Linked DNA regions of Homo sapiens: region 2 is linked to region 1. A link is an interaction called in ENCODE POLR2A ChIA-PET data of the cell type or tissue named here. Cell type or tissue: GM12878. All regions are shown on one strand. Each heading gives the region's core, and the rest is flanking DNA. Links, peaks and the distances in the headings are about the cores only. Region 1 has its middle 89 kb from the start of LANCL2. Region 2 overlaps VOPP1 (VOPP1 WW domain binding protein).

Evidence for each region. Peaks named below come from ENCODE experiments on the same cell type or tissue, not always from the same donor. Only the 100,000 strongest peaks of a DNase experiment are listed, where the experiment ranks them.
Region 2: POLR2A ChIA-PET joins it to region 1 with 6 read pairs; 10 of 35 experiments call an interaction of 5 or more read pairs at or near these places.

What each region holds. Positions count from the first base shown.
Region 1 is chr7:55,445,055-55,462,850 of GRCh38, reverse strand. It overlaps a transcript of VOPP1 not described here. Among named protein-coding and RNA genes, the nearest start is that of LANCL2, 89 kb to the right of the region's middle. In GM12878, for the core only: no CTCF peak of the experiment used is centred there; no DNase peak of the experiment used is centred there.
Region 2 is chr7:55,559,326-55,566,676 of GRCh38, reverse strand. All of the region lies in intron 1 of VOPP1 (VOPP1 WW domain binding protein), which reads left to right. Among named protein-coding and RNA genes, the nearest start is that of VOPP1, 9.5 kb to the left of the region's middle. RefSeq lists enhancers at 4,626-4,675, 4,706-4,765, 4,846-4,895. In GM12878, for the core only: no CTCF peak of the experiment used is centred there; no DNase peak of the experiment used is centred there; H3K4me3 peaks cover 1,446 bases; H3K27ac peaks cover 3,199 bases.

The DNA.
Region 1 (17,796 bases), core at 1,868-5,867:
CCCCGTCTCTACTAAAAATACAAAAAAATTAGCTGGGCGTAGTGGCGGGCGCCTGTAGTCCCAGCTACTTGGGAGGCTGAGGCAGGAGAATGGCGTGAACCCGGGAGGCGGAGCTTGCAGTGAGCCGAGATCCCGCCACTGCACTCCAGCCTGGGCAACAGAGCGAGACTCCGTCTCAAAAAAAAAAAAAAAAAATATAATCAAGAGTTTCAACAATAGACTAGACCAAGCAGAAGAAAGAATTTCTGAATTTGAAGACAGGTCTTTTGAAATAACCCAGTCCAACCCCCCAAAAAAAGAAGAAGAAAAGAAGAACAAAGAACAAAAGAGAGAGCCTATGAGACAACACAAATGAAATTTGAATATTGGGTGTTATAGAAGAAAAAGAGATGGGCAAAGGCATAGAGAACCTATTTAATGAAATAATAGCTGAAAACTTCCTACATCTTGGAAGAGATCTAGACATCCAGATACAGGAAGCTTAAAGATACCCAAATAGATTGAACCCGAAAAAGTCTTCCCCAAGGTATATTATCACTTGAGGAACATTTCAGCTTATAACTGTTGAAAGCCAGACAAAAAAAGAATTCTAAAATCAATAAGAGAAAAGTGTCAAATCACATATAAGGGAACTCCCATCAGACTAATAGATTCCTCAGCAGAAACCTTACAGGCCAGGAGAGAATGTGATAATACATTAAAAGTGCTAAAGGAAAAAGAAAACTGTCACGCAAGAACACTATACTCGGCAAAGTTGTCCTTCAAAAATTAAAGAGTAATAAAGTCTTTCCCAGCCAAGCAAAAACTGAGGGCATTCATCACCACTATACCAGCCCTACGAGAAATGCTTAACATGTTCTACATCTGAAAGCAAAAGGCTGATATTTGCATCATGAAAACATGAAACTCACTGGTGGAGCAGATACAAATGAGAAAAAGAAAGGAATCAAATGTTACCACTACAGAAAACCACCAAACCACAATGATAACCAATAAGAGAGGAAGAAATGAACAAAGGATGCACAAAACAAGTAGAAAACAATTAACAAAATGGCAAGAATAAGTCCTCACCTATCAGTAATAACCTTGAATGGGAACTGATTACATTTCCCACTTGAAAGATATAGACTAGCTGGGCCGGGCGCAGTGGCTCACGTCTGTAATCCCAGCACTTTGGGAGGCTGAGGTGGGTGGATCACGAGGTCAGGAGTTCAAGACCAGCCTGGCCAACATGGTGAAACCGTGTCTCTACTAAAAATACAAAAATGAGCTGGGCATGGTGGCACATGCCTGTAATCCCAGCTACTCGGGAGGCTAAGGCAGGAGAATTGCTTGAACCAGGACCCAGGAGGCAGAGGTGGCAGTGAGCTGAGATTGTGCCACTGCACTCCAGCCTGGGCTACGGAGTGAGACTCCGTCTCAAGAAAAAAAACAATGGACTAGCTGAATCCATTTTTTTTTAAATTTCTGTAGGTTATTGGTGAACAGGTGATGTTTGGTTACATTATTAAGTTCTTTATTGGTGATTTGTGAGATTTTGATGCACCCATCACCCAAGCAGAATACACTGCACCCTATTTGTAGTCTTTTATCCCTCACCCCCTTCCCACCCTTTCCCCGTGAGTCCCCAAAGTCCATTGTGTCATTCTTATGCCTTTCATCCTCATAGCTTAGCTCCCACTTACGAGTGAGAACATATGGTGTTTGGTTTTCCATTCCTGAGTTACTTCACTTAGAATAGTAAGTCTCCAATCTCATCCAGATCACTGCAAATGCCATTAGTTCATTCCTTTTTATGGCTGAGTAGTATTCCATCATATATATAATATATATAAAACACACATATATAATATATGTATATATAAAACACAGTTTCTTTATCCACTCGTTGATTGATGGGCATTTGGGTTGGTGCCACTGAATGCATTTTTAAAAATAACCCAACTATATGGTGCCATCAAGAAACTCACTTCACTTGTAAAGACACATACAGACTGAAAGTGAAGGATGGAAAAAGATATTCCACACATTTCACACAAATGGAAACCAAAAGTGAGCAGGAATAGCTATAGTTATATCTGATAAAACAGACTTTAAGTCAAAAACTATAAAAAGATAAAAAGGTCATTATATATGACAAATGGATCAATTCAGCAAGGGGATATATTAGATTGGTACAAAAGTAATTGTAGTTTTTGACATTAAAAGCAAGAACTGCAATTACTTTTGCACCAACCTATAACAATGCTTGATATACATGTACCCCACACTCGAGCACCCAGCTGTATAAGGCAAATATTACATCTATAGGGAGAGATAGACTTCAATACAATAATAGTTGGGGACTTCAACAATCTGCTCTCAGCATTTTTAACAGATCACCTAGACGGAAGAATCAACATAGAAACATTGGATTTTAACTGGATTTTAGTAAGAACAGAAAATAAATAAGCTGGACTTTAGATCAAATTTGACTTAACATTTACAAAACATTTTATTTTATCCAAAAGCTGCAGAATACACATTCTTCTCATCAGCACATGGAACATTCTCCAGGATAGGCCATATGTTAGGCCACAAAATAAATCTCAACACATTTTAAAATTAAGATCAAATCAAGCATCTTTTTAAACTACAATGGAATAAAAGTAGAAATAACAGGAGCTTTGGAAACTGTACAAATACATGGAAATTAAACAATATGCTCCTGAATGACCACTGGGTCGATGAAGAAATTGAGAGGAAATTTTTAAAAATATGTTTTTAAATATTTAATATGAAAATAGAAATGCAACATACCCACACCTATGGGATACAGAAAAGCAGTGCTAAAAGGGAAGTATATAGCACTAAATGCCTATATCACAAAAGCAGAAATATTTTAAATAAACAGCCTAGTGATACACCTCAAGGAACTAGAAAACCAATGACAAACCAAACCCAAAATTAGTAGAAGGAAAAGTATAGTAAATATCAGAACAAAAACAAAATAGAGACTAAAAAACAATACAAAGGATCAAGAGACAAAAAGTGCGTGTTTTAAAAAAAAGATACACAAAATTGATAAACCTCCTAGCTAGACTAACCATGAAAAAAGGAAGAAGAGTCAAATAAAATCAGAAATGAGAAAGAAGATATTATAACTGATACCACAGAAACACAAAGGATCATCAGAGATTACTATGAACAACTATAGCCAACAAAATGGAAAACCTAGAGGAAATGGGTAAATTCCTGGACACATACAACCTTCCAAGATTGAACCTGGAAGAAATAGAAAACCTGAACAGACCAATAACTGGTAATGAGATTGAATCAGTAATAAGTCTCCCAACAAAGAGAAGCCCAGTAGTGGATGACTTTATTGCTGAACCCTACCAAACCTATAGAGAAAAACTAACACCAATTCTTCACAAACTGTTTAAAAACAATTGAAGAGGAGGGAATTTTTCCTAACTCATTCTACAAGGCCAGCACAACCCTGACACCAAAACCAGAGAAGGACACAACGAAAAAGAAAGCTACAGGCCAATATCCCTGATGAACACAGGCATAAAAATCATCAACAAAATGCTAGCAAGCTGAATTCAACAGTACACCAAAAAGATAATATACTATGGTCAAGTGTGATTTACCCAAAGATGCAAGGATGGTTTAACACATGCAAATCAATAAATGTGATGACATCAGTGGAATGAAGGAAAAAACTTTATGATTATCTCAATAGATGCAGAAAATTGTTTGATAAATTCAGTATCCCTTCATGATAAAAAAAAACTCTCAACAAATTAGACATACAAGGAACATACCTCAACATAATAAAGGCCATATATGACAGATTCACAGCTGACATCATACTAAATGGGGAAAAGCTGAAAGACCTTCTTCTAAAAACTGGAACCAGAGCAGGATGCCCACATTCACCACTCTTATTCAACATAGCACTAGAAGTTCTAGCCAGAGCAATCAGGCAAGAGAAATAAATAAAAAGCATCTAAATTGGAAAAGAGTAAGTCAAATTGTCTCTTTCTGTAGATAGCATGATCTTATATATAGACAACCTAAAGACTTTACCAAGAAAAACCCTTACAACTGATAAATTCAGTAAAATATCAGAATATAATATTAGTAGTATTTTGATGCATCAATGATGAAAAAGCTGAAAAAGAAATCAGGAAGACAATCCCATTTACAATAATTAAAAGATAAAATACCTCGGATCTAACCAAAAAGGTGAAAGGTCTCTACAAGGGAAACTACAAAACACTAATGAAAGAAATAAACAAATGGAAAGACATTCCATGTGCATGAATCAGAAGAATTAATATCATTAAAATGTTTACCCAAAGTAAACTTGATTCAAAGCAATCTCTATCAAAATACTATTGTCATTTGTCACAGAAATTGAAAACAAAAATACCAAAGTTCATATGAAATCAAAAAAGAATCAGAATAGCCAAAGCAACCCTGAGCAAAAAAGAAAAAGCTGGAAGCATCACACTACTTAACTTCAAAACATTACAGGGCTATGGTAACCCAAAGAGCATAGTATTGATATAAACAGACACACAGACCAATGGAACAGAATAGAAAACCCAGAAATAAATACATATATTTACCACCAACTGATTTTCACCAAAGGTGCCAAGAATGTGTATCAGGGAAGGGATACCCTCTTCGATAAAGGGTACTGAGAAAACTGAATATTCATCTGCAAAATAATGAAACTAGACCCCTAATGTCTCACCATACACAAAAATTAAAATGATTAAAGACATAAATATAAGACCTGAAATTATGAAACTACTGGAAGAAACCACAGGGGAAATGTTTCAGGACATAGGTCAAGGCAAAAATTTTGTGGCTAAGATCTCAAAAACAAAAATAGACAAATGGGACTATATTAAGCTAAAAAGATTCTGCAAAACAAAGGAAACAGTCAACAGAGTGAAGAGACAATCTGTAGAACAGGAAAATATGTGCAAACTATTTATCCAACAAGGGACTAATATTGAGAATATACAAGGAATTCAACAGCAAAAAAAAAATCCCTTTTAAAAAGTAGGCAAAGGACATGAAGAGACATTTCTCAAAAGAAGACATACAAATGGCCAAGTATATGAAAAAATGTTTAACATCACTAGCCATCAGGGAAATGCATATCAAAACCACAATGAGATATCACCTTACCCCACTTAGAATGACTATTATTAAAAAGACCAAAAAAAAAATGCTGGCAACAATATGGAGAAAAGGGAACTCTTACACACTGTTGGTGGATATATAAATCACTACAGTCATTATGGAAAACAGTATAGAGGTTTCTCAAAAAAACTGACCACTAAATCAGACTACTAAATCCCCACTACTGGGTATTTACCCAAAAGACAGGAAATCGGTGTATCACAGGGACACTTGACCTCCATGTTTACTGAAGCACTATTCACAATAGCCAACATACGGAATCATCTAAGTGTCTATCAATGAATGAATGAAGAAAGAAAATGAGACATACTTACACAATGGAATACTGTTTCGCTATTAAAAAAATGAAATTCCGTCATTTGCAGCAACATTAAAAAATGAAATTCCATCATTTGCAGCAACATGGATTGGAACTCGAGGTCATTATGTTAAGTGAAATAAGCCAGGAAAACAAATATCACATGTTGTCAGCAATATATGGGAGCTAAAAAAGGTGATCTCATGCGAGTAGAAGGAAGATTGATAATTACCAGAGGCTGGGAAGTTGCAGGGGTTGGGGCGACACGGTGTCACGAAGAGAGGTTGGTTGATGGGTACAAAGTTACAGCTCGAAAGAAGGAATAATTTATATTGTTCAACAGCACAGTAGGGTGACTATAGTTAATAATATATTTTATAATAGCTAGAAGAGAATATTATTATACTTTAAGTTCTGGGGTACATGTGCAGAACGTGCAGGTTTGTCACATAGGTATACAGGTGCCATGGTGGTTTGCTGCACCCATCAACCCATCATCTACATTAGGTGTTTCTCCTAATGCCATCCCTCCCCTAGACCCCCATCCCCCGACAGGCCCTGGTGTGTGATGTTCCCCTCCCTGTGTCCATGTGTTTTCATTGTTCAACTCCCACTTATGAGTGAGAACATGCGGTGTTCGGTTTTCTGTTCTTGTGTTAGTTTGCTGAGAATGATGGTTTCCAGCTTCATCCAAGTGCCTGCAAAGGACATGAACTCATCCTTTTTTTATGGCTGCATAGTATTACATGGTGTATATGTGCCACATTTTCTTTATCCAGTCTACCATTGATGGGCATTTGGGTTGATTCCAAGTCTTTGCCATTGTGAACAGTGCTGCAATAAACATAGGTGTGCATGAGTCTTTATAGTAGAATGATTTATAATCCTTTGGATATATACCCAGTAATGGGATTGCTGGGTCAAATGGTATTTCTAGTTCTAGATCCTTGCGGAATCACCACACTGTCTTCCACAATGGCTGAACTAATTTACACTTCCACCAACAGTGTAAAAGCATTCCTATTTCTCCACATCCTCTCAAGCATCTGTTGTTTCCTGACTTTTTAATGATCACCATTCTAACTGGCACGAGTTGGTTTCTCAATGTGGTTTTGATTTGCATTTCTCTAATGACCAGTGATGATGAGCTTTTTTTCATGTTTGTTGGCTGCATAAATGTCTTCTTTTGAGAAGTGTCTGTTCATATCCTTTGCCCACTTTTTGATGGGGTTGTTTTTTTCTTATAAATTTGTTTAAGTTCTTTGTAGATTCTGGATATTAGCCCTTTGTCAGATGGATAGATTGTAAAAATTTTCTCCCGTTCTGTAGGTTGCCTGTTCACTCTGATGATAGTTTCTTTTGCTGTGCAGAAGCTCTTTAGTTTAATTAGATCCCATTTGTCTATTTTGGCTTTTGTTGCCATTGCTTTTGGAGTTTGAGTCATGAAGTCTTTGCCCATGCCTATGTCCTGAATGGTATTGCCTAGGTTTTCTTCTAGGGTTTTTATGGTTTTAGGTCTTACGTTTAAGTATTTAATCCATCTTGAGTTAATTTTTGTATAAGGTGTAAGGAAAGGACCCAGTTTCAGCTTTCTGCATATGGCTAGCCAGTTTTCTCAACACCATTTATTAAATAGGGAATCCTTTCCCCATTGCTTATTTTTGTCAGATTTGTGAAAGATCAGATGGTTGTAGATGTGTGGTGTTATTTCTGAGGTCTCTGTTCTGTTCCATTTGTCTATATATCTGTTTTGGTACCAGTACCATGCTGTTTTTGTTACTGTAGCCTTGTAGTATAGTTTGAAGTCAGGTAGCATGATGCCTCTACCTTTGTTCTTTTTGCTTAGAATTGTCTTGGCTATGTGGGCTCTTTTTTGGTTCCATATGAAATTGAAAGTAGTTTTTTTCCAATTCTGTGAAGAAAGTCAATGGTAGCTTGATAGGGACTGCATTGAATCTATAAATTACTTTGGGCAGTATGGATTTTCACAATATTTATTCTTCCTATCCATGAGCATGGAATGTTTTTCCATTTGTGTCCTCTCTTATTTCCTTGAGCAGTGGTTTGTAGTTCTCCTTGAAGAGATCCTTCACTTCCCTTGTAAGTTGTATTCCTAGGTATTTTATTTTCTTTGTAGCAATTGTGAATGGGAGTTCACTCATGATATGGCTCTCTGTTTGTCTGTATTGGTGTGTAGGAATGCTTGTGATTTTTGCGTGTTGATTTTGTATCCTGAGACTTTGCTGAAGTTGCTTATCAGCTTAAGGAGATTGTGGGCTGAGACAATGGGGTTTTCTAAATATACAATCATGCTGTCTGCAAACAGAGACAATTTGACTTCCTCTTTTCCTAATTGAATACGCTTTATTTCTTTATTTCTTTCTCTTGCCTGATTGCCTTGGCCAGAACTTCCAATACTGTGTTGAATAGGAGTGATGAGAGAGGGCATCCTTGTCTTGTGCTGGTTTTCAAGGGAAATGCTTCCAGCTTTTGCCCATTCAGTATGATATTGGCTGTGGGTTTGTCATAAATAGCTCTTATTATTTTGAGATATGTTCCATCAATACCTAGTTTATTGAGAGTTTTTATCATGAAGGGCTATTGAATTTTGTCGAAGACCTTTTCTGCATCTATTGAGATAATCATGTGGTTTTTGTCATTGGTTCTCTTTATGTAATGTATTATGTTTATTGATTTGTGTATGTTGAACCAGCGTTGCATCCCAGGGATGAAGCCAACTTGATCATGGTACATAAGCTTTTTGATGTGCTGCTGGATTTGGTTTGCCAGTATTTTATTAAGAATTTTTGCATTGATGTTCATCAGGGATATTGGCCTGAAATTTTCTTTTTTTGTTGTGTCTCTGCCAGGTTTTGGTATCAGGATGATGCTGGCTTCATAAAATGAGTTAGGGAGGATTCCCTCTTTTTCTATTGTTTGGAATAGTTTCAGAAGGAATGTTCCCAGCTCCTCTTTGTACCTCTGGTAGAATTCGGCTGTGAATCTCTCTGGTCCTGGACTTTCATTGGTTGGTAGGCTATTAATTGCTGCCTCAGTTTCAGAACTTGTTATAGGTCTATTCAGGGATTTGACCTCTTTCTGGTTTAGTCTTGGGAGGGTGTATGTGTCCAGAAATTTATCCATTTAGAAGAGAAAATTTTTAATGTTCCTAGCACAAGAAAAAGATAAATGACTGAGGTGAGAGCTATCCTAAATACCCTGGTTTGATCATTACACCTTGCATAATTGTCTCAAAATATGACATATACCCCATAAATGCATATAATTGTTATATGTCTATTAACAAAATTTTAAAAATAAGGACTGGATGTGGGTGATGAATAAATGAGGATTTGGTATACTATTTTCTCTACTTCTTATGTTCAAAATATTTTATAATAAGTTAAAATGAATAATAAAATAACCAAAAAAGATCTCAAAAACTACTATATTTTGTACATTCATATTACAGGCACACTTTATTGTACTTCGCTTTATTGCTCTTTGTAGGTATTGAGTTTTTTACAAATTGAAAGTTTGTGACAACCCTGTATCAAGGAAGTCTATCAGTGCCATTTTTTTCCAACAGCATGTGCTCACTTTTTATCTCTATGTCTCATTTGGTAATTCACATAATATTTCAAACTTTTTCATTAATAAATAACTGTTATGGTGATCTGTGATCAGTGATATTTGATGTTAGTGTTGTACTATAGGGTGCCAATAACTCTGCCTATACAAGATGGTGTACTTAATCAATAAACGTGTATTCTGACTGCCTTACCCTCCATTCCCTCATCTCTTTCCCACTCTCTTCCCTGACACACAACAAACAATAATGAAATTAGGCTAGTTAGTAACCCTACAATGGCCTATAAGTGTTCAAGTGAAAGGAAGAGTTGTATGTCACTCATTTTAAATCAAAAGCTAGAAATGATTAAGTCTAGTAAGGAAGGCATGTCAAAAGCTGAAACAGGCTGAAAGCTAGGCCTCTTGCACCGGGTAGCCAACTTGTGAATGCAAAGGAAAAGTTCTTGAAGGAAATTAAAAGCGCTATTCCAGTGACACACAATGCTGATATAGTCTTCAATTCTATGGAGGCTGAAAGAGGTGAGGAAACTGCAGAAAAAAAGTTTGAAGCTAGCAGAGGTTGGTTTATGTGGTTTAAGAAAAGAAGTCATCTCCATAGCTTGGAAGTACAGGGTGCAGCAGAAAGTGCTGATGTAGAAGCTGCAGCAAGTAATGCAGAAGATCTAGCTAAGACCACTGAGGAGGGTGGCTACACTCGACAACAGAGTTTACATGTAGACAAAACAGCCTTCTACTGGAAGAAGATGCCATCTAGGACTTTGTAGCTTGAGAGGAAAAGTCAGCGCTTGTCTTTAAAGCTTCAAAGGACAGACTAACCCTCTAGTTAGGGGCTAATATAGTTGGTGAGCTAAGTTGAAGCCAGTGCTCGTTTATCATTCTAAAAATCCTAGGGCCCTTAAGAATTATGCAAAATCTACTCTGCCTTTATCCTATAAATGGAACAACAAAGCTTGGATGACAACACATCTTTTTACAGCATGGTTAGCTTAGTGTTTTAAGCGCACTGCTTCTCAGCAAAAACGATTCCTTTTAAAATATTATTGCTTATTGACAAAAGACCTAATCACCCAAGAGCTCTGATGGAGACATAGAAGATTATTGTTGTTTTCATGCCTGCTAACACACATTCATTCTGCAGCCCATGGATCAAGGAGTCATTTTGACTTTCAAGTCTTATTGTTTATGACATACATTTTGTAAGGCTATAGCTGTCATAGATAGTGATTCCTCTCATGGATCTGGGCAAAGTAAATTGAAAACCTTCTGGAAAGGATTTACTATTCTAGATGCTGTTAAGAACATTTGTGATTCATGGGAGGCAGTCAAAATACCAACATTAACAGGAGCTTGGGAGAAGTTGATTCCAACCTTATGGATGACTTGAACCCCTTCATGGAGGGGTTCAAGACATCAGTGGAGGAAATAACTGTGGATGTGGTGGAAATAGCAAGAGAAATATAATTCGAAGTGGAACCTGAAGTTGTGACTGAATTGCTACAATCTCATGGTAAAACTTTAATGGATGAGGTATTTCTTCCTATGGATGAGTGAAGAAGGTGGTTTCTTGAAATGGAATCTACTCCTACTAAAGATGCTGTGAATATTGTTGAAATTACAACACAGGATTCAGAATATATCATAAACTTAGTTGGTAAAGTAGTGGCAGGGTTTGAGAGGTTTAACTCCAATTTTGAAAGAAGTCCTACTATTGGTAAAATTCTGTCAAACAGCGTCGCATGCTACAGAGAAATCTTTCCTGAAATAAAGTCAATCAATGCGGCAGACTTCATTGTTGTCTTATTTTAAGAAATTGCCACAGCCAGTCCAACCTTTAGCAACTACCACCCTGATCAGTTAGCAGCCGTCAACACTGGGAAAACACCCTCCACCAGCAAAAAGATTATGACCCACTGAAAGCCCAGATAACCGTTAGCATTTTTAGCAATAAAGCTTTTTTGTTTGTTTTTAGACAGAGTCTCGCTCTGTCGCCCAGGCTGGAGTGCAGCGGCACGATCTTGGCTCACTGCAATCTCTGCCTCCTGGGTTCAAGTGATTCTCCTACCTCAGCCTCCTGAATAGCTGGGACTACAGGCACCCGCCAGCACGCCCAGCTGATTTTTGTATTTTTAGTAGAGACGGGGGTTTCACCATATTGGCCAGGCTGGTCTCAAACTCCTGACCTTGTGATCCGCCCGCCTCTGCCTCCCAAAGTGCTGGGATTACAGGCGTGAGCCACTACATCCGGCCACAATAAAGTATTTTTTAATGAAGCTATGTACATTGTGGCTTTTAGACATAATGCTGTTGTGCACTTCATAGACTACAGTATAATGTAAACAACTTCTATATGTAGTGGGCAACCAAAAATTTGTATGACTCAAACTTTATTGCAATGTTCACTTAATTATGGTGTTCTGGAACTGAACCTGCAACATTTCCCAGGTATTCCTGTACTTCAGGCGTTTCTTTTGCCCCCTACCCCATAACTTTTTATTGTAATGTTCCTGTCTCAGATGGGCTGTGCGGAAGTGTCCAGAAAGGATCTCGTTCCACTCCTGTGCCTGTGTGGAAGGGGCCCAGTGCCCTCCTATAAATGGTGTGGTGGGTGCAAGGATGATTGTCAAGACACCCCCTACCCGCAAGAAGAAGGTGAAGGGAATTAGATTTGAGTCCTGTTGAATCTCCTCCCTAGGAGATCTCCCTCTGATGCCAGCCCTGAAGATCCAGGCTTCACTTTTACAAAAAAAGATGTATGTTCTTGTGCAGGTCTCAAGAGTATAATGAAGGAGGAGCAACGTGGCTTGGTCTGTTTTCAACAGTGACAGGAATGTTGGAGAGCACTCTCTTTGTCTTTCTCCCTGGACTCCAGAAATCACAAACAGTGCTGATATCATTTGCCACAGACCTAGTATTCAGTGCACATGGGAACAGAAGATTGATAACAAGTGTGTACCTGTGAAAACTGCCTGGGCGCAGCCCTTACCAATGACAATCCTTCATGTTTTTGTAGAAGAAAGGAATTTTGCATCTTACTTTAAAGCTTACGTGGGGAAAAGCTTTTAGATGTATATTCTTTACCAGTGCTGTCCACTAAAGGTATGATGTGAACCAGTGCATTGCTTTAAATTTTCATTACAAAGATTAATCAAAAAAATTATTTTAATGATATTCAGCCTAATATATCAAAGTATTATTTCAACATGTAATGATATAAAAGTATGTGAGTGAGAAATGTTACTTTTTTCCATATTCAAAATCCAGTTTGTATAACACATACTCAATGCACACTTCCACTTGGAGTGGCCACATTTCAAGGGCTATAAGAGCTGGTAGCGCTGGTGAGTGATTTACTGGACAGTGCAGAACCAGAGTGCATAGGGAAATGCCCAGCTCCTGGGTTCTGGGTGGTTACACAAGTTCCAGTGCTGGGTGGTCAGCCCTGAAATGGCATCCAGGTGCTGCTGGGGACACCCAAGAGAAGAGGCGGAGGACTGGTGGGACCTCAAGAACACCCCCAGGTCGGGGAGGTAACACTAGGACCAGCCTGAGGTCTCCTGCCCGAAATGTGCCCCCAGCCACAAGTCGGTGACTCCAACTCCCAAGGGGAAGCTCAGGGGTCCCTGGAAGGAGTGAGATGTTCTCAGCAAATGGAAGTAGGTGAAATGCAATCGTTGCTCGTCTTTTTCTTTATTACCATCCTTGTCAGTGTGGGTGCACAGAAATGTAAGATGCGGACAGAGGGCAGAAATCCTGGCTTCTCATCCAACCGCATTTCCAAAGGTCTGCTGACCACCTGGGTGCTACGCCTCAAGGGTGACATGTTTGTTTCTCCCCTCAAGGGTGACAGGTTTGTACTTAAAGGTCTCTGGGACCTCTGGCACCAGTGACATCCCTGATGCCCAGAAGTAGGCGTGTTGAGGGGCTGCAGGGGCCGCAGGAGGGTGGCAGGACCTACCGAGGCAGGGGCGGTAGAGGGCACAGTGCGGGGGTGGAGGGCTCCTGTCCCCTCGGGAGGCCAGGCTGCTCGCTGCTCTCCTCTCCCAGGACAGGCTCGGTGGCCAGAACGCCTCTGCAGGAACCTGGTCGGAGCTCAGCTGGCTCCTTCCAGGTGACCCCAGCCAGTCACAGGGAGGGGCAGCTTTTCGTCCAACCTTCAGCTGCCTTCAGGGTTCCCCTGCGCCTGGGGAGGGAAGGCTGGGGCGTCGTCTCCCCATCTGTCCTGCGCCCGCTGGCCGCGCCCTTCTCCGAGACCGGCCCCCCACCCCGGCGTAGTGCAGGCCTGGGCCTGGCGCTGCAGCTGAACGAGGACCGGGCACCGGCAGGCCCCGAAGCGATGGCAGACGCAGGTGGACGGGTGTCCCTGACCTGCGCGTCCCTGGAGAGGGGTTCGGACGAGGCAGGGCCGCAGTGGCGCCGCGGGAGACTGGGATGGGAGGCCTCCTGGGCCCGGAAGGCCGGCGTCCCGGTCCATCCGGGAGAAGCGCGGGCCCTCCCCGGCCGTCCCCTGTGCCGCGGGATCGGGACCGCCTGAGGCACGGGCGCCGACAGGAGCAGGGGACCCGCGGCGCTCCGGGAGCGGACACCTGCCAAGCACTTCAAGGTCTTTATTCGAAACCAAACCCATGCCTTTATTTTTTATCTAATTATGAAAATAGTTCGTGCTCATAGCAGAGAGAGGCGCAGAGAGAGGAAATGCACGCGGCCTGCCACCCTAGCCAACAGCCCGGGACCCACACGGGAGTCTCTGTTTTACTCCAATATTTTTCATGGTATTTCAACGGTCCCCTCTTCCCTGCTAAGGATTACATCGCATCTCAGTGCGATTAAACTGTTCCAGTTTATTTAACCCCCTCTTCCCATTTTGTTTTTCACTTTTAAATAAAATATGTCATTGAAGAGGGTGGGCATGTCCTGCGCGTGGCTGCGGTGGCAATGCTGCTCCTCGCCAGGGGCGCCGCCTCCCCCTCGTCCGGGCCCACCGTTGCCAGCGCCCTGGCAGCGAGCTGGGGCCGCGCTGGGCACTGGAATAGGATGCGGGAGACCTGAGTCCCCCAGACCTGGTCCTGCAGCGCTGCCAGGCCCCAAGGTCTCTCCCTTCCCTTTCTGGAGCCTGGGTGTGGAGGATCCCGCGGAGGATTCCAGGCTATGCAAGATGACGGAGCCTGAGTCCCTGGCTGACTGCGTGGAGCTGAGATCTCCTGCCAACTGCCAGGACCGGGGCTCGAGCGAAAAATCAACCTTTATTGTGGTGCCCCACAGTTTCTTGGCATAATTGTGGATGATGCAGACCAAATACAATAACATGAACACACTGTACGCCCATCCCACTTCAGAAATAGAAATGAGGTCCCTATGAATCTTTCTCATTGCACTCCCATTATTATCCCATATTTTGTGTTTATAATTTCTTTGCTTTTATAATTTTACCATGTGTTTTGTTTCATTTTGAACTTTATGATATTGATACATTTCTCCAATCTGTTTTCTTGCTTGCATTCTTGCTAATTTTTCTCTATTATAAATAATGCTTTGCTGAGCATGCTTGTCACTATGTTTTACGTACATCCACATTTATTTCCTCAGAGTAAAATACTGGATTTAAGTTGCTGGGTCCAAGTATATGTACATATTTTAGGGCTTTTGACAAATATTACCTTCAGAAGAATTATTATGAATTCTGCCAGCCTTTGCCAACACTGTTTATTATTGGGAATTATATGTGGAAAATCATTATAATGATTATAATGATTTTGAGTGAATGATAATGAATAATGGTTTTTTAATGAATGACAGTGATTTGCCATAATTACAATGAGTTGTAATTATAATGATTTAGTTCATATATAATTGCCAATTTGAAGGGAGAAAAATCAGCCCCATTTTCTGTTCTTTTATTACAAGAGTTCTTCACCACCTACACAAACCACCTTCTTGAAAGGGTCCATGGTTGGCAAAACCAAGGCTGGCAGGATTAAGCTGTCACAGAGAAGAGAGGATTAGGGAGAAAATATGAAACATAGCATTAAATCTGTATTTACAAAATTTATATGAAATATTGCACTAGAGATACATATGTATATGTACACGTATATTTATAGCATACATACTGCATTAAATGCATATGTATATGAAATATGGCATTAAACATATATTGAATGGAGAAAATAGTAGTTCTCTTAGGTATCCACTTCCCAACAACCATTCAGACAGCCCTCCTCTTGAATTGCCTTCAGTTCCTTATTTAGGTGGCGGCATCACTCTGGGGTCAGTCTCTCCCCTGTCCTTTGAGGACATACAGACCTCACCTATTGTTTAAGTGTTTGAACCAGCCCCGAACCCAAGCAACACCAGAGTCCTCCTTACATTTCTTCAGTGAGCAAACCTTACGCACCGTGAACTTGGGAGTCAAACCAGCTGTGCCCCTCACTAGCCGGGTAAGCGCAGGGAGGTATTGTGCCACACTGAGCATCAGTTCCCCAATCCGAATCAGGATAGAACAATTCCACTGTTGCTTGGTTTACCCAACTGCTGCTGTTCCTAATCTGACGCCTTGCCTGATTCTTCTATAGTACCTGGAAAAGCCACCTATCATTTTCAGTTGTCCAGTCTCCCTTGCAGCAGGGGCATCACATGACACAGTTTTGGTTGATGAATTGCACATAGAACTCCACACTGGAGCCCCTGGGGAAGATTTCACTTTTCTCATAAATGGGATAAGGGTTGCTGGCATTGCCACAAGCCCGTTCACCCTGCTTTGATCACTGATGTGATATCTAGAGCTGCAATAACTATCCTGTGACAAAGAGGGAAAGGCCAACATAATCACAGAGACATCAGCTTTTATTGCTGAACTTCTGAAGCAGTGAGCCAATTCTAGGTTTATCATCTGAAAGAATAAATTCCTGTTCAGTTGTTTTGTTACTAACCTCCTTATGAGATGGTTGTGAGAATCTTGTGAAGTAATGGTTATAATGGCTAGATACAGTGCCTGGCATTGTTAAATACTCATAACATAATTTTATGATTGTTAGTAGTACCAACTGATGTCAGTTGCCACAAGTTACTTCAACTCTGATATATGAGTCTGGCCAGGGATAAGAAGATGTTTGTTGAAGATCATCCTTGGCTGCCAATTAGCTATCAGTGACCCTGGGCAAGTTTTGAACCTCTATGGGTGTGGTTTCCTCTGCTGTTTATAAAATAATACCAAAGTTCCCTTGCAGCTCTAAAATTATTTTGTTTTCCCTAGAAATTTTTTTCCATCACAGGATGTAGCATCCAGGCTGACAGGACCAGAGAAGAATGTCTACAGCAGGGAAGGGTGTGGTATCTCTAAGTTACATGTGCACAGTTTACAGTAGTCCCTCAGGGCACACAGGACTTCCCAGCCAGCACTTCTCATGTGATGTAATATGAAGTGCCAGTATCACTGAAGTAGTACTCATATCAAAAATGTATCACCTCGGCCGGGCGCGGTGGCTCACGCCTGTAATCCCAGCACTTTGGGAGGCCGAGGTGGGCAGATCACGAGGTCAGGAGATTGAGACCATCCTGGCTAACATGGTGAAACCCCGTCTCTACTAAAAATACAAAAAAATTATCTGGGCGTGGTGGCGGGCACCTGTAGTCCCAGCTACTTGGGAGTCTGAGGCAGGAGAATGGAATGAACACAGGAGGCAGAGCTTGCAGTGAGCCGAGATCATGCCACTGCACTCCAGGCTGGGCGACAGAGCGAGACTCCGTCTCAAAAAAAAAAAAAAAAAAAGTTTCACCTGGATACCTCCACAACAGTGTTATCCAATAGAACTTTCTATGAGGATGGAAATGTTCTACACAGGCACTGCCCAATACATAGCCACTAGCTACATGTGAACACTGGGCACTTGAAATGAGGCTAGTAAGGCCGATGAACTTAATTCTTAAATTTAAGTTAATCCTCATCAAATTAAATTCATTAATAAATACCCATATGTGGCTAGTGGCTACCATATTGGACACCACAGCTCTAAAGGGTAGACCTAACTTCCTGTTTATAGGAAGTGGGAGATTGCAGAACAAGTTAAATGACACCAGAGGGAAAGAAGCAGACAAACCCATAAAGGAGAAGCTCCATACAACAGTCCTGGAGTCCTGAGAAAGTCAGCACCATTAAAAACAAAACAAAAACACCAGGTTGAGGGGATTGTCCTAGGTTGACAGAGATGAAAGAAACATAAAAGATGTACTTAGACTGGATCCTGATTGAAAAACAATACAGACCTCAAAGTCAATTGGGGGAACACTGAATATGGCTTGGATGCAACATAGTATTATCAAAATCATTGTTAGCTTTCTCAGGTGCAATACTGGTATTATGATTATGTGGCAGTTTATTATTTTTAGAAGAGGCATATGAAGTGTGTAGGAGTAAGGGGTCCCAATGTCTACAGCTTATTTTCAAATGATGCAGCAGGTATGTGTGTCTGTGTGTGTGTGTGTCTGTGTGTGTATGTCTGTGTGTGTGTGTGTGTGTCTGTGTGTGTGTGTCTGTGTGTGTGTGTCTGTGTGTGTGTGTAGAGAAAGTGAGAGAGAGAGCAAAAGAAAGAGCACACGTGCTAAAGCAGATATGACAAAATGGTTTCACCCCCTCTTCTGTTCTGTTATGCAAGATACATCTTCCAAGAGAGAAAATAGAAAATGTACCTAATAAACCCAGTGACTTA
Region 2 (7,351 bases), core at 3,303-7,302, 100 kb before region 1:
AAAAAAGTTCGGTTGGGACTTTATTTTGGAAAAACAAATATCAAATTGTAAACATAAAAGTTAATTTCATCCTGAGTACTCATTTTATTTTATTTTAAATCTATTTATTTATTTAGAGATATGGTCTCCCTCTGTCGCCTAGGCTGGAGTGCAGTGGCATGATCTCGGCTCACTGCAACCTCTTCCTTTTGGGTTCAAGTGATTCTCCTGCCTCAGCCTCCTGAGTAGCTGGGATTACAGGTACACGCTACCACAGCCCAGCTAATTTTTGTATTTTTTTTTCTTTAGTAGAGACGGGGTTTCACCATATTGGTCAGGCTCTGAGTACTCATTTTAGAATGATGAGTCCATTTTGGGGGGACAGTGTAATTTTCCTGACAAAATTCTATAATGCACATAAGACAGTCTTCACTTGATGTTGGACTTCAGTGGCATGATCATAGTGAAAGTTTTTTCCCCAGAATTAGTTGCGCTGGTCTGGAAACTCCCACCACCCCCACCTCCAGCTTCTCTTTGTCCTTTTTATTCATATCATTCTCCTTTGGCCACCTTTTGGTTCATATTAAATGGCTTGACTGCTAGATCTTTTGTCACTTTCATTGGCTTCATGAGCTGCTGCACCTTTGTGAGGTCTGCAGGGCCTGTTTGCTGTCTGTGTGTGGTATTTGGGTTGCACTCTCCTGTGATCTTGGGATCGGAGATTGGTTTTGGATCTGCCAGTGTTAAGTGGGCTGGGGTGAATCCAGTGTTTCTTGTGGTTTGTGCTGAAACCTTTGGTTCCCCTCCAGGTCCTCCCCACTGGCACTTATTGAACAATAGGAAGCTCTGTTCTGTGGGTGTGGTCTGACTGGCAGCATCAAAACCTTTGGCCCTTGTCATTAAGCAGATAAAATTATACTAGTTTATACTAGTGCGTCCTCCCACCTCCACCCCTGCAGCCAGGAGATTCACCCTGAGTTTGCAGTGAGACCGAAATCTTTTTAACATGTGCTGCTGCTAATCCACCACACCTCACAATAGTTGTAGAGCTGTTTATTATTTTTTAAAAACCTAAATTGAGGACTTTACATTGTTTCCAATTTCACATTAATCATTCATCTCATCTACTTAAGCCTATCAACATATGTCTGAACACTATTTTTTAAAATCCAGTGTCCCATATTGTTTTGTACCATGGACCGATTTGATTATACTCCTGTTGGTTTTATCCAACTGATTAACAAACATGTTGAATAGAGCAGAGTCAATTACAGAGATTCTGGGTGGAGTTGGATGACTGAGATTTTGACTTGGAGAGTAAGGATATCCTTAATTTTAAAAAGTCAGAGTTTAATTTTAAATGCTGGTTTTGAAGTGTTTGATGATCTGTCCTTGGTGAAAAGAGATCCAACAAATGAGAGTCTAGAATGCGGGAGGAGGGTGTCTAAACGCGAAGGTGATCTGCATTCAGATACCGTAGAACAGTAGAGAAGAGGCCTTGCAGAAGGCCATCGGATTCGATAATTGGCAAACAGTGACCTTCCCTTGTCAGGGTTAAAGAATCAAATGGTCAATGAAGACAGGGAGGCAGTGACTAATACATATATATATAAAATTTCAGGAAGTACAGCTATATACTTCAAAACTGTCAACAAGAGAACAATGTCCTCAGACCAGAACAAAGAGATATTATCCGGTAAATTAGGTTTGAAATCGATCAATTGCTTGCTTCAAGCATAGGGCATATCTGGTGGTCGTTAGGAGTCACATTTGGATGGTGCCATGACCATGTATTACAGAATCTCAACTCCTTCGGAGTTGCCTGGGAGTCTTTGAGTAAACCTAAGCTCCCACTGACATACACCTGTAAAGAGAAATCCCTCAGTGTTGCTGGAGGCCCTTTGGAAGATTCCCTACTTGGTCTGGAACTTGTGGCCCAGGGTGGATTAACAGAGTATTTATATTGTCAGTCATTCCCAAGCAAGTTTCCTGTGCCCAGGTGGCTGCACACCTGCGGACAGGAGGGAGGGTTTCCTTATCCTGTCGATTAAAAAGTGGGCTTGCTTGTTATTATCTGTGACTAGATTAAGAAGAAACTTTGTCATAAGCGTCCATAGCAAGGGAAAGCAAGATTGTGATTGTGATCATAGTTGGCTCTTAATTTCTGCCCTAGGTAAGACAAAAAAAGGGTCCATAGCCATCTCTTTTGCTAGGATGGTTGAGCAGCTACTCAGGTGACAGCTTGACTTTTAATACTGAGAGGAAAGATGAGTGAAACTCTTTAGCTCTTTAGTTGGCCTCATTCTCTTGGTGTTTTGTGATCTGAGTGTCATCAAGGGCCAAAACATGGCATTATGGAGAGGGTGGGGACAGATCCTAAACCCTTATGGGGAGTGGGGAGAAGAGGAGAGTGAGAGAGAGCAAGCGAGCGAGAGAGAGAGAGAGAGAGAGAGACAGAGACAGAGAGAAAGAGTGTGTTGATGAGATTATTATTGAAGAAGCTCCTAGTTCCTAGTTCCCCCTCCTTCCCTTTAGTTGGAGAGAAAAGCAGCCAGGCCTGCGGTGAGTGAAGCTGTGAAGCCAGGTTCCTATAGCCTAAGGGCAGCTGTGTAAAACAACGTGGGGTTCCCTTAGATTAAATCTCTGCAACCTCTGTTCTTCTCTGCTGCCCTCAAGATAAATTCCAAACACTGTTTTTCCTCCTTAGAATTTCTTCAGGAATTCTCCTTTCTTTCCTTCTCATTTCTTTCCTCCCAAATTGAGCAGCTTTCTCTAGCTCAAAGGTTGTCAAAATTTTGGCTCTTATACTCTTTTAGGGAATTTTCAAAAGCTATATACCCTCTCACATAATTTTAAGTGGAACATACAGGTTAAGCAACCCTAATCTGAAAATCAAAAATCCTAAGTGTTGCAAAATCTGAAACTTTTTGAGTGCCAGTGTGATGTTACAGGTGGAAAATTTCACACCTGACCTTGTGTGACAGATCACAGCCAAAACATTGTTTTGTGCACACAATTATTAAAAATATTGTATAAAATTACCTTCAGGCTATATGTGTAAGATATATATGAACATAAATGAATTTCATCTTTAGACTTGGGTCCCATCCCCAAGATACTTCACTGTGTATATGCAAATGTTCCAAAATCCAAAGAGATGCAAAATCCAAAAACACTTCTGGTCCCAAGCATCTCAGGTAAAGGATACTCAACCTGTGTGATCTTGTTTATCATAGATTTTAAATGGTTACAATAGATTTGATTTCTCATGTATTGTAAACATTGTTAAAAATTCAACTATAATATCACTCTTTTAATGTATTCAGTGGAATCTAAATACCATTAGCAATTTGATACTGATTTTTTTAAAAAACGCAAATAATCTTCTCTAATGGTTGCAAATATAGCATTCCTTTTTTGAATTTCTACTTTATAGAATTTTCTTCTAATAATATATATTTATGCTTGAAAGTCTAGTTTTGATCTGTCGTTTTTTGTAACAAAATCTGTATCGAAATTAATTTTTAAAACATTTCCTCAGATATACCTCCAAAAAATTTAAAAAGACTAATTGATTTATCATTTTTATTGCACATTTGATTGACACTATACATGTATTACCAATTGAATATTATTAAACATAAACAGTAAAATTTACTGGAAATAAATTTCTGAGTGAGATGGACGAGGATATTTCAAGTTAGGGCATGTATAACTGATGGAAATGGAAAAAGTTTCATGTTGAACTTCCGAGTGATGTGCCCAGACCGCATAGTAATCTACAATTAGGTCATCTTTCAATTTAATTGAAAGCAAAGAATTTGAAACCAGTTGAGATGCAAGGCGTGCGTTGACAAAAACTCTCCCCTTGACCAAACTTTGGTTGGGATCCTCTGAGCCCTCTTCTCACTAGGCCTCCACCTTGCCCTCTGTGTCTGTCCTCAGTGGAGCTCAGTTTCAGCAAGAGTCCTGCCAAGTCATCCCCTCACGCTTAATATCTGATCACCTTAGGCTGTCTTCAGCAAGAATTCCTCCTTACTTCTACCCATCATGCCTCTCCTCTTAGCAATTTTGTATCCGTTGACCCCCTCACTCTGCTCCTTGGCTGTGAATTCACACTGATTTTGGTTGTATTTGGAGTTGAGGTCAGTCTGTCTTGCTGTTGTGATAGATTGACCCCTATTGCAATAGTCTTGAATAAAGCCTTACCATTTTTGACAAGTGTCAGAACAATTTCTCTTTAACAGTGTCACTACCAGTATTTTCAGTGGCCTTAGATTGGTACTTGAGAGAGTTTTTTAGTTCTGGACCAGCACATCCCAGTAAGACTAGAAATGGGAGGGAGGTGTGCCTTTCTTTGTAAAGGGAGAGAAGGGTGACTGTAAACGGGGAATTAGCACTGTCACTTGACCAGCATCCGGACCAGGGCCTGTGTCTCAGGCAGTCAGCTTTAGGAAAGCAGACCCATGGAGGTTGAAGGTTTGGAATTCGAGTCCTTTAGCAGTATGGAGGAGCGCCCTTGGAAAGCTTTCAGTATCTACAGAGACCTCCTTGCCATTCTCAGCGTTGGCTGTACATTAGAATGAGGTAGGGAGTTTCGAACAATTACCTGCACCTGGAGCCTAGTCATCTTTATTTTTTAACAGATGCACATTGCTTCTGATGCATAGATGAGGATCAGAAGTCTTCATCCAGTACAGCAGACTGAACCGACTACTGTGGGTCCTGAAGGCACCATACTTTCACTTCCTGTTTTCCCATTCCTTTGACTGCCGTTTCAACTCCCACCATACTTGAAGACCCTCAGGTGGTGTCATGGAAGGCTACTCTCATTGTCCACTTGGGTATGAGTTAAGTCCCCGACTTGGGCAAGCTACTCCCTAGGCAAGCTACTCCCACGTGCTCTGAGCTCAGATACTGTAATTGCTTGTTTGTTTTTTTTTTTTTTTGGAAGAGGGGAGCAGTCTGTGAATTCTTCTTCTTTTTTTTTTTTTTTTTTTCCAGACAGAGTTTTGCTCTGTCACCCAGGCTGGAGTGCAGTGGCATGATCTTGGCTCACTGCAACCTCCGCCTCCCCCTCTCCTGCCTTGGCCTCCTGAGTAGCTGGACATAAGGTGCCCACCAGCACGCCCACTTAATTTTTGTATTTTTAGTAGAGACGGGGTTTCACCATATTGGCTAGGCTGGTCTTGAACTCCTAACCTTGTGATCTGCCCGCCTTGGCCTCCCAGAGAGCTGGGACTACAGGTATGAGTCACCGTGCCCGGCCTGGTCTGTAAATTCTTTAGACCTTAAGCTCCTAGAGGACCTGTTTGTTCCAGAAGGGTTTGGCACAGTGAGGGGGATGGGCTTGGGAGCTTGGGTGTAGAGGTTAGGCTTTGGAAGGGGAGTGGGGATGTGAGGAAGGAGATGAGGAAGGAGGTCATCAAGAGGGAAGGTGCACATAGAGTTGAAGTTCAGTGGGGAAAGGTTGGTGACCTGGGTGGGATGTCAGGAACTTTGCGTTGAAGTAAGCCACAGAGATAAGCTGGGAAGGACCTGGGCCTCCAGGTCATGGTGAAGGTCGCACAGCGGTTGTGGTGAGGGTCCTGGGAAGCTGTGCATGTGCATCTCAGAGCATCCATGGTCGGGGTGCAGAGTGAGCATTTCGGGCAGTCTTGGATACAGCCAGCTGCCCTGACTGGCCCCCTAAGCAGCATGGAAGCAGGGAGGTAGAAGGGTGGCTGCCAGACTGGGGATTGACGCGGGATGGCAGTGCATCATGAGTGAGAGGATTTTGGGGAATTATTGTTATGATGGCTATGTTAGGGTCATTTCTTGAGTGTGTAAAATTAGAAGATGGTTGATGGATTGGAAAATGAACAAGGCATTTGGTAAAAAAGTAGAGGTTGACATGGGAGTGAGGTGAGGGTATGGGACAGGTGCAGAGAAGGGAGAGTGAGGCTACTGGCCTACTAGAGAAGAACTTGCTGTGACCTCTGTGTTCATTACCTGTTGTTGCTATAACAAGTGACTACAAACTTGGTGGCTTAAACCGATCCAGATTTATTATCTTCCCTCTCTGGAGGTCAGAAGTCCTAAATGGCTCTCAGTGGGCTCAATTCAAGAATGTCAGCAGGACCATGTTTCTTCTGGAGGCTCCAGGGAGGATTCATTTCCTGGCCTGTCCCAGCATCTAGGGACTGCCTGTGTTTCTTGGCTGGTGGTCCCTTCCTCCCCTTCAAAGCCAGCGATTCTGTGTCTTCTAATTTCTCTCATGCTTCTCTCTCTCTGTCACTGTAAAGACCCTTGAGATTACATTGGGCCCACCTGAATTACCCAGCATAATCTCCTCATTGTAAGATCCTTAACTTAATCACGTCTGCAAAGCCCCTTTTGCCACCTAAGGTGACATTCCCAGTTCTGTGGATTAGGACGATGACATCTTTGTGGGCAGGAGGTGGCATTACTTTGCTTGCCACAAGGTTGAAAAAAAATGTTGCTTAAAATGGATATTTTAGTGAAATCACTGTTGTAAAGGTTTTTTTTGTTTTCGTTTGTTGTTTGAGACAGAGCCTCACTCTTTTCCCCAGGCCGGAGTGCAGTGGCATGATCTTGGCTCACTACAACCTCTGCCTCCCAGGTTCAAGTGATTCTCCCGCCTCAGCCTCCCAAGTAGCGGGGACTACAGGCGTGCGCCACCATCCCCAGCTAATTTTTGTATTTTTAGTGGAGATGGGGTTTCACCATGTTGGCCAGGCTGGTCTGGAACTCCTGACCTCAGGTGATCGCCTGCCACGGCCTCGTGCGGTGCTGGGATTACAGGCATGAGACACTGCGCCTGGCCAGTAAAGGTTTTTATACTCCATTGCCACGTTCTGAGGTTCTTCTGTGGGGCTGACATGGGCAGTGGAGTGAATGAGAACTTGCCGGTTCCACTGCATGTGCCCTGGGTTGGGATGGAGTCATTAACATAGGTTGTAGGTCTGTTTTATGCTTTGAGTTCTTGGTGGAATGACTCAGGAAAAATATGTATTGGTTTTATTAATAGCTAGTCACCCCAGTGGAAGCTGAGATTCATCTCTGACTTTCTGAATTGCATGAGAAGTTAAATCGCAGATAGGGAGAAGGCTTTCTCTCATAATGAGAGCCTTGGACAAATTGAGATCACAGGTTACTTGATACAATTGATGCTTTTATCACTTCCTGGCAGAAAAGGAGCTGGACTTCAAAATCACGACATCTGGGCCCTGGTCAGCTGAGCCAGGCATTAGAGTCCTTCCACTGTGGTGGCCTGTTGGTCGGCCCAATGGCACGGTCAGCGGCTGCTCTCAGGGGCTTGCTAATGGGCAGTGCTCACCTTCCTCCATAAGATGGGAAGGGTAGGCATCCT